2 separate regions of the Mus musculus genome follow, and region 2 is linked to region 1. Evidence: chromatin contacts called from ENCODE Hi-C data. All regions are on one chromosome and are shown on one strand. The core of a region is the stretch at or near the end of the contact, and the rest is flanking DNA. Distances in the headings are between cores, read along the strand shown.

The links. Hi-C counts contacts between places; a loop is a spot of excess contacts on that map.
Region 2: a map of T-helper 17 cell shows a loop between it and region 1 (2.4-fold over the local background). The contact joins the promoter of Cd53 here to the promoter of Dennd2d in region 1. A Hi-C loop is called at or near these places in 2 of 37 maps with a recorded cell type or tissue (T-helper 17 cell and regulatory T cell).

Annotation. Positions count from the first base shown.
Region 1 is chr3:106,484,585-106,488,357 of GRCm38, reverse strand. It overlaps Dennd2d (DENN/MADD domain containing 2D), which reads right to left and starts at 2,318. Exons shown (of 12, transcript NM_028110.2): 1 at 2,038-2,318; 2 at 1,310-1,485; 3 at 395-507. The coding sequence starts at 2,125. It overlaps 2010016I18Rik (RIKEN cDNA 2010016I18 gene), which reads left to right and starts at 2,445. Exons shown (of 2, transcript NR_033207.1): 1 at 2,445-2,554.
Region 2 is chr3:106,788,796-106,792,596 of GRCm38, reverse strand. Cd53 (CD53 antigen) reads left to right here and starts at 2,448. Exons shown (of 8, transcript NM_007651.3): 1 at 2,448-2,630.

The DNA of each region.
Region 1 (3,773 bases), core at 1,069-3,568:
TATTATCACCACTTTAAGGACCAGGTAAGTAAGGCTCTGAGGTTACTTCTTATCTAAAAATTGAAGTCCTGGTCTGCTTCCAGTGTTCATGATGCAAGCAAGAACCATTTCCTTATTGTAGAGGCCAAAGTCTTTCTCTCCAGTCCAGAGTAGAAAAAGATAAATAAATAAAAACATTTTTAAAAGGCAATTTCTTCTTCTAGGAAGAGGTAAGAGACTCTTTAAAGTCTTCAGAGAGAAAGTCAAGTCACAGCTTCAATCATTTGTCTAAAGGATCCCAAGCAAAATATTTCCCTGGCAAAAACTCAGCATTCATACCAGGTGAGGGGACAAGAGCCACGCATTTGCCCTTCTATCCAAATCTGATACCCTTTCCTGCAGGCTGAGTGGTTACCTGGGATACTCTGTGAGTGGTGCCCACTCATTTCCATCAGGGAAGCAGAACAAAGGGATGGCACTGAGCAACCGGTCCTCCTCCTCCTGCTGACCTCGGAGCAGGTTCTCCCTCTGTCAGGAAAAGACAGTGGAATTTAGGCAAAGAAGCAGAGGTCAGAAGCCTGTCAGCCTTCTTTCTGACCAACATGGGGTACAAAGGTGCCTTTGGTTGGTACCATACAGTCTGAACTCTAAGTCTAGCTGGAAGAACCTCAAAGAGAAAGCAATTTGTTCTGGGCCACATCAATGTAACCTTGGGTTGGAATTCAGTATCCTGAGGATTTACATATTCAAAAAGAAGATTAGAAAGGTCAGCTGGACCAACCTCCTGAGAGGGTGGCATCAGAGAGAAACCACATCATAGAAAAGAAGCAACCCTTCCAGTTGCTAAACCTTCTAACAAGAGAGGCTGGTAAGAAGGGGACATTACGCCTCACCCAGTGCATGATCAGGCAAGAAGAGATCTAATACTTTGGGAGACTGATCTTAGGCTGTGCTTGAGTCGGGGGCCTGCTTGATTCTCTACCACACAACCAGGAAGGCCATCCCTTCTTAGTAGTTCCAGCAGAAGCTGAGTTTTCCTGTAGGAAAAGGTGACTGAGGTGGAATTTGGAAGAACTGAAGGTTTCCCACAGGGGCAAGAGCATTGTTTCCCTGCTCCAGAGTTTCAGTCAGTCCTTCACAAAGCAGTCAGACCTAGATTCTCTGGGTGATTACAGAAAACTAGGGCTGGGCTACAAAGGAAACTAGAGCAGTGAGCTCAGGGCTAGAGCCCAGGCAGCGTGGTAAGACATAGAACTCCTCTATTACCTTTTAAACACACCTTCGTCCTCCCACCTCCATCCTCAGGCCCCACTTCTCCCTCCATCCTTACCTTGGGAAACTGGTAAGTGATCGTGGGCTCATAGTCATCCCCTAAACGCTTTTTCTTTAAAGAAACAACAAGAAGGTATTCAAAGAAGTGCTGGCCTCCAGCAAAGCTAGATGGAGAATGCTCCTGGATCCTTTCTGGCTCTGTGACAGCTTCCCCAGGATTGTTCTGGGATTGTCCTAAAATGGAGATGCAAGGGTCTCTTGAGTATTCTTTCCACTCCTCCATTCTGTAGTGCGAGCGAGAATCTGGGCAACAACCATGCCTCAAGGCTACAGTGCCAAGCCTGACCAGGCACCACCAGGCAGGATCAGAGCCAAGGGGGCAATTTCCATACCTGCCCTGGGAAACTTGAAACTGTGGAGTGACACAGGAAGAAAAGAAAACACTGATGTAGAACCGAGGAGCCATGCCATGCTGTGGAGGTTCTTGGAGGCCTGATGCCTGACACTGTATAGTCTGCCTGATGCAACAGTTCTGGGTATTTTGTGAGCCCTGAGTAAATTTGCACTAAATAATCAGAGTAGACCCATAGGGCATTTTTTGGTAATTATAGCAAGACCTCTGCAACAGACGGGACTAGCTCTGCAAACTGATAAGGCAATCCTCCTGGCTTGACCACATGGGGGCCATGTGGGTTTGAGCATATAAAGGAAAAAGAGGATCACTACAGCAGGAATCAGCCCATAAAAAGATCATCCGAAAAAGGAAGTAGGCAATCCAGTTCTGACCTGCTCGAAGTCGTGGCAAGCGATTTCGGAGCAGCCTGAGGGTTCGGCCTACCCCTTGTCCTTCCATCATTCTGAGCTTTGGGGGCATGGATGTTCTTTCTCCTTCAGGCTGGCCACAGAAAGCCTGAGAAAGTGCCTTCTGCCTTGGTCTCCAATCACAACTTTATTGAGCTGAGCCACACGCTGTCTCCCAAAGGCAGAGAGCAGTTTCCATCCTGTGTACTCCGTAATTGAGCAAGAAGGATGTGAAAGGACCCACGAGGCAGCTTAGTGTGGGCACTGACAGAAGCAGCATCCTGGCACTACAACTCAGCTCTTGGCTCCTCCCAAGAGCCCCAGGGTGTGGTAACAGAAAAGGTCATGAGCAAACATCTCAAGGCACAGCTGCTTCTGGGCCAAGGGCTTTCAATTCCAGTGCTTGCAGACCATGTGGTGAGTTTATTTACAAACCCAGGCAGCGAGGGATGCCTGTGAAGATCAGACTATGGACTCCAGTGCCTCGTGGGGCACAGCACAGGTATTTTACATCCCTCATCCTCCACTGCTCACGATCACCTTTTCAAGCAATCGTCGGGAGCTGCAAAGTCCCACCAGGCCAACTGGCGAATCTAAAACATCAAGGATCTTCAGGAACCCAGGACTGAACACTTCTTGCAGCCAAGATGCCAGATTGCCCTGATTCAGATAAGTAGACTTGCCCACTCATTCTCTAAATGTACTAATAACTTGTAACAGGAGAGGCCCACCTCTGAGAGGCCCAGATATACAGAATAGCTGTGAAGGTGATTACTTCACCCACTCCTCCCTGGCAATCTTTCCTGATCTAAGGCATAAATCTCTCTCACTATTCCAGGGTTCCGGAAGAATCCTTTCTCTCACCATCTTTACTAAAAGGAAGCAATGACTCGGGAAATCGTCCCCAGCTTAGAGTAGGAGCCTAGTTGCATCAGCAGCTGTAGGGGTACAGAGCATCTTCACCCCTCCCCTACCCCTGCTCAGCCTTTCCTCTGGTTGGGCCAGGACAAGCTAAACAGCAGGCCCAGTACTATGTCTAGAGATTGAGGAAGAGGAGAAAAGTAGTCGCTGATACCCTGGGTTATTAAACAGAAAGTCCTGAATAAGGAAATGTACAGGATAAGAGGAAGGAGACTTTGCCCAGAAGTAACTTAATGGGGAGGGAAGAAGTAAAAGGATCTGGTGCCTGTGTCTGCCACTCCTGCAAAGAATTAGCAGCCCTCTGGGAGGGAGTGTGTTGCTATGGTAAGAAGGAAGGCTGTCACCCTACTCCTAAGAGCACTGAAACTGTGGCACTGGTAAAATGCAGGACTCAGAAACCCAACATTGACTTGTGGCGGAAGCAGCAATCATAGTACAGATGATGAGAGTTGGGATCTTGAGAACGGGGAAGCAAGACACCACAGAAAGTACTTGTGTCTTACTTGTAGCCTGTATAGACATGTTGCATAATCTTTACTGGTTGCCTTACGGAGCAAGAGCATGCCTAGTACAGAAAGGAAAACCGAGGCATTAAGTCACTCGGAGGCAATTGAAAATGAACAGGATCTGTACAAAGTGAACGTCATAAAAAGTTCCAAATCCAGGCTCAGGCCTTCTGGTGTATTACACAGTAAACATCTCCCGGTAGGAAGAGGTAGTGGGTGGAGTGGGATGGGTGGCGAGCAAATGGCTTGGGGGGCCAGAGTCATCTTCCTGGTCATCCCAGAAGCTCAGGAAAT
Region 2 (3,801 bases), core at 1,199-3,698, 300 kb before region 1:
AGATTAAAGGCGTGCACCACCACCTCCCGGCTCTAGGTTTTAAATTAAGGTCTTTGGTGCACTTTGAATTTATTTTTGTAAAGGGTAAAAGAAAATACAGATTTAATTTAATTCTTCTGTTAGTAGCTATCTAATTTTGCCAGTTTTAATTCAATACATTTTAGTTTTTCTTTTCTTTATTTATTTATGTTAAATTTTATTAGATATTTTCTTCATTTACATTTCAAAAGCTATCCCAAAAGTCCCCTATACCCTCACCCCGCCCTGCTCCCCTACCCACTCACTCCCACTTCTTGGCCCTGGCATTTCCCTGTACTGGGGCATATAAAGTTTGCTAGATCAAGGGGCCTCTCTTCCCAATGATGGCCAACTAGGCCATCTTCTGCTACATATGCAGCTAGAGACAGGAGCCCTGGGGGTACTGGTTAGTTCATATTGTTGTTCCACCTATAGGGTTCCAGACTCCTTCAGCTTTTGGGTACTTTTTCTAGCTCCTACGTTGGGGGCCCTGTGTTCCATCCTATAGATGACTGTGAGCATCCATTTCTGTATTTGCCAGGCACTGGCAAAGCCTCACAGGAGACAGCTATATCAGGGTCCTTTCAGCAAAATTTTGCAGAAGTGTCTGCGTTTGGTGGCTGATTCTGGGATGGGCCCCAAGTGGGGCAGTCTCTGGATGATCCATCCTTTCGTCTTAGCTCCAAACTTTGTCTCTGCAACTCTTTCCATGGATATTTTATTCCTTATTCTAGGGAGGAATGAATTATCCATGCGTTGGTCTTCCTTCTTGATTTTCTTGTGTTTTGGAAGTTGTGAAATTTATAGAGGAGAAAGTGCAGAAAACCCTCGAAGATATGGGCACGGGGGAAAAATTCCTAAACAGAACAGCAATGGCTTGTGCTGTAAGATCAAGAATCGACAAATGGGACCTCATAAAATTGCAAAGCTTCTATAGGGCAAAAGATATTGTCAATAAGACAAAAAGGCCACCAACAGATTGGGAAAGAATTTTTACCAATCCTAAATCTGATATGGGACTAATATCCATTATATACAAAGAGCTCACTAAGCTGAACTCTAGAAATTCAAATAACCCCATTAAAAATGGGTTACAGAACTAAACAAAGAATTTTTGACTGAGGAATATGGAAGGGCTGAGAAGCACTTGAAAAAATATTCAACATTCTTAATCATCAGAGAAATGCAAATCAAAAGAACCCTGAGATTCCATCTCACACCAGTCAGAATGGCTAGGATCAAAAATTCATGTGACAGCAGATGCTGGGGAGGATGTGGAGAAAGATGAACACTCCTCCATTGCTGGTGGGATTGCAAACTGGTACAACCACTCTGGAAATCAGTTTGGCGGTTCTTCAGAAAACTGGACATAGTACTACCAGTAGATCTAGCAATACCTCTCCTGGGCATATACCCAGAAGATGTTCTAACTGGTAAAAAGGACACATGGTCCACTATGTTCATAGCAGACCTATTTATAATAGCCAGAAGCTGAAAAGAACCCAGATGTCCCTAAACAGAGGAATGGATACAGAAAATATGGTACATTTACACAATGGAGCACTACTCAGCTTTTAAAAACAATGAATTTATGAAATTCTTGGGCAAATGGATGGATCTGGAGTATCACCCTGAGTGAGATAACCCAATCACAAAAGAAATCCTTTGATATGCACTCACTGATAAGTGGATATTAGCCCAGAAACCTAGAATACCCAAGATAGTTTTTTTTTAAACAAGATTTGTTTACTTATTATGTATATGTATATGTATATGTATATGTGTATGTGTATGTGTATGTGTATGTGTATGTGTATGTGTGTGTATATGTATAATGTATATGTATATGTATATGTATATGTATATACTGTAGCTGTCTTCAGGCACACCAGAAGAGGGCATTAGATCCCATTTATAGATGGTTGTGAGCCACCATGTGGCTGCTGGGAATTAAACTCAGGACTTCTGGAAGAGCAGTCAGTGCTCTTAACTGCTGAGCGATCTCTCCAGCTGCATTTTTGTTTTTCTAGTTCATGTTTTGATACACCTTTGTCCAAAAGTAGATATTCAATCCTACACAAGTTTATCTCTGTGTCCTCTACTATGCTATATTGATCTACAAGTATGGTTTCATTCCAGTACCATGCTGGCTTGGTCAGTATGGTTTAGTAGTATAGTTTGTGGTCAAACGGTGGGGACACATACACAGAAACAGACCCACGGGTATTTTGTAGTTGCTGCTTCAATTGAGAAGCACTGTTCTATGGCCAGGAAATATCACTCAAATTACTGTAAAGTTCACCAGAACTCAGATTGGTGTGTCAGACCTTCTTTAGCTTCCAGAAACCAGCTTAGAATAGGCTGGGAGTGGAAGCCTCTGCAAGTTCACTGAGGAACAGTTGACTATCTGAGCCTAAGAGAGAACACTCAGTCTCACTTCCTCACTCTTCTCGCTTGGGTTTCCTGTCGTCACAGCATGATTGTATTTTTTCTCTCTTCACTTCTCCTTTTACACAAATAGACATAGACTTCTGGGTTACAGGCTGTGCTGGCCACCTAAAAGATAATCAGTGAATTCTACCTGAAGTACTGAGGGACACTGCCTTCAAAAGGTAAGATTTATGACTTTTAACAGCTCTAAATCAGCTAATAAGGCACATAGCATTTTGAGAGTCTCCACACATCCCTTTAGTAACTTTAAAATGTGATGTGTTTACAAATATTTAGATCAGCACTTCCCTTAGGCAACTGGGCTAGAAATACTTTGATTTAATTGGTGTTTTATTTTCTGATATCTCTTTGGGCCTAAGTATTCATAAGCTTACATTATTATGCCACTTGAATTGCTTACTGTATATGGTGGTTTCTAATGCTTGAAGTTTTTGAGGTGAGATGAGATGAAATTGGGGAGATCTTCTATGTTGTTTTTTCTTCAAAAACTTGAAGTTTCATTTTAGAGCAGGGAGGAAAATCATAACCAGAGTGATTTAGAACAGTAGCCAGAAGACATGTTGTCTTTGTTTGAAAACATTTTAAAGGAAAGTTAGTGCTGAGAATGTCATGTTTTGATATAAGATAGATACAAAAAACCTGCAACATAGGTGTTCTGCAATGTACTTCATGTATTTTATTCCTATGGCTTAGTTTGGGGGAAGGTAAACATTGTGATCTGAAGGGCTTCTTTCTTCACTTTAAATGGTCTGTGATACACAAAGCTTGAACATTGACAAATTTCACATAAAATGTGCAGCAGAGAGGAAACCCACATAACTTGATACAGTAATAGTTTCCAACTTGCAAGCCATTCTAGGGTGTAAGTATTCAGCAAAATGATAGTCAAGCTTTGGTCAATACAAAATGTCTGTATCAGGTCTTTCTTGGTCCAAGAGCTGTGAAGAGCTCATTTGATTATAATCTAAAAGGGAGAAAGTAAAGTATCCATGTCCACATTTTCTCACCTAAAATTCAAGGGAGATGATTGGGAGTTAGTTGCAGCTTGTCAGAGCCACCCTCAGAGGCTACTAAACCTTATGTTTATAAATAGTGACCTAAGTGAACTAAGTTAAAAACCATGGGTTAGGCACCCTTTGATGTCTGACAGTATACTGTTGATACAGAGGAGAAATGAAGAAGAATGGAGAATTTGCCCAGTAATAGTTTTTTCCATGAGGAGCTTTTCTTGGTAATCATATCTATTAGAAGATTGAGCCAGAGAAGAATTTTATCTGCTGTGTGAGCAATGTTTTGCTTTCTCAATCTCGATCCAAATCTTCACTGCTTTGA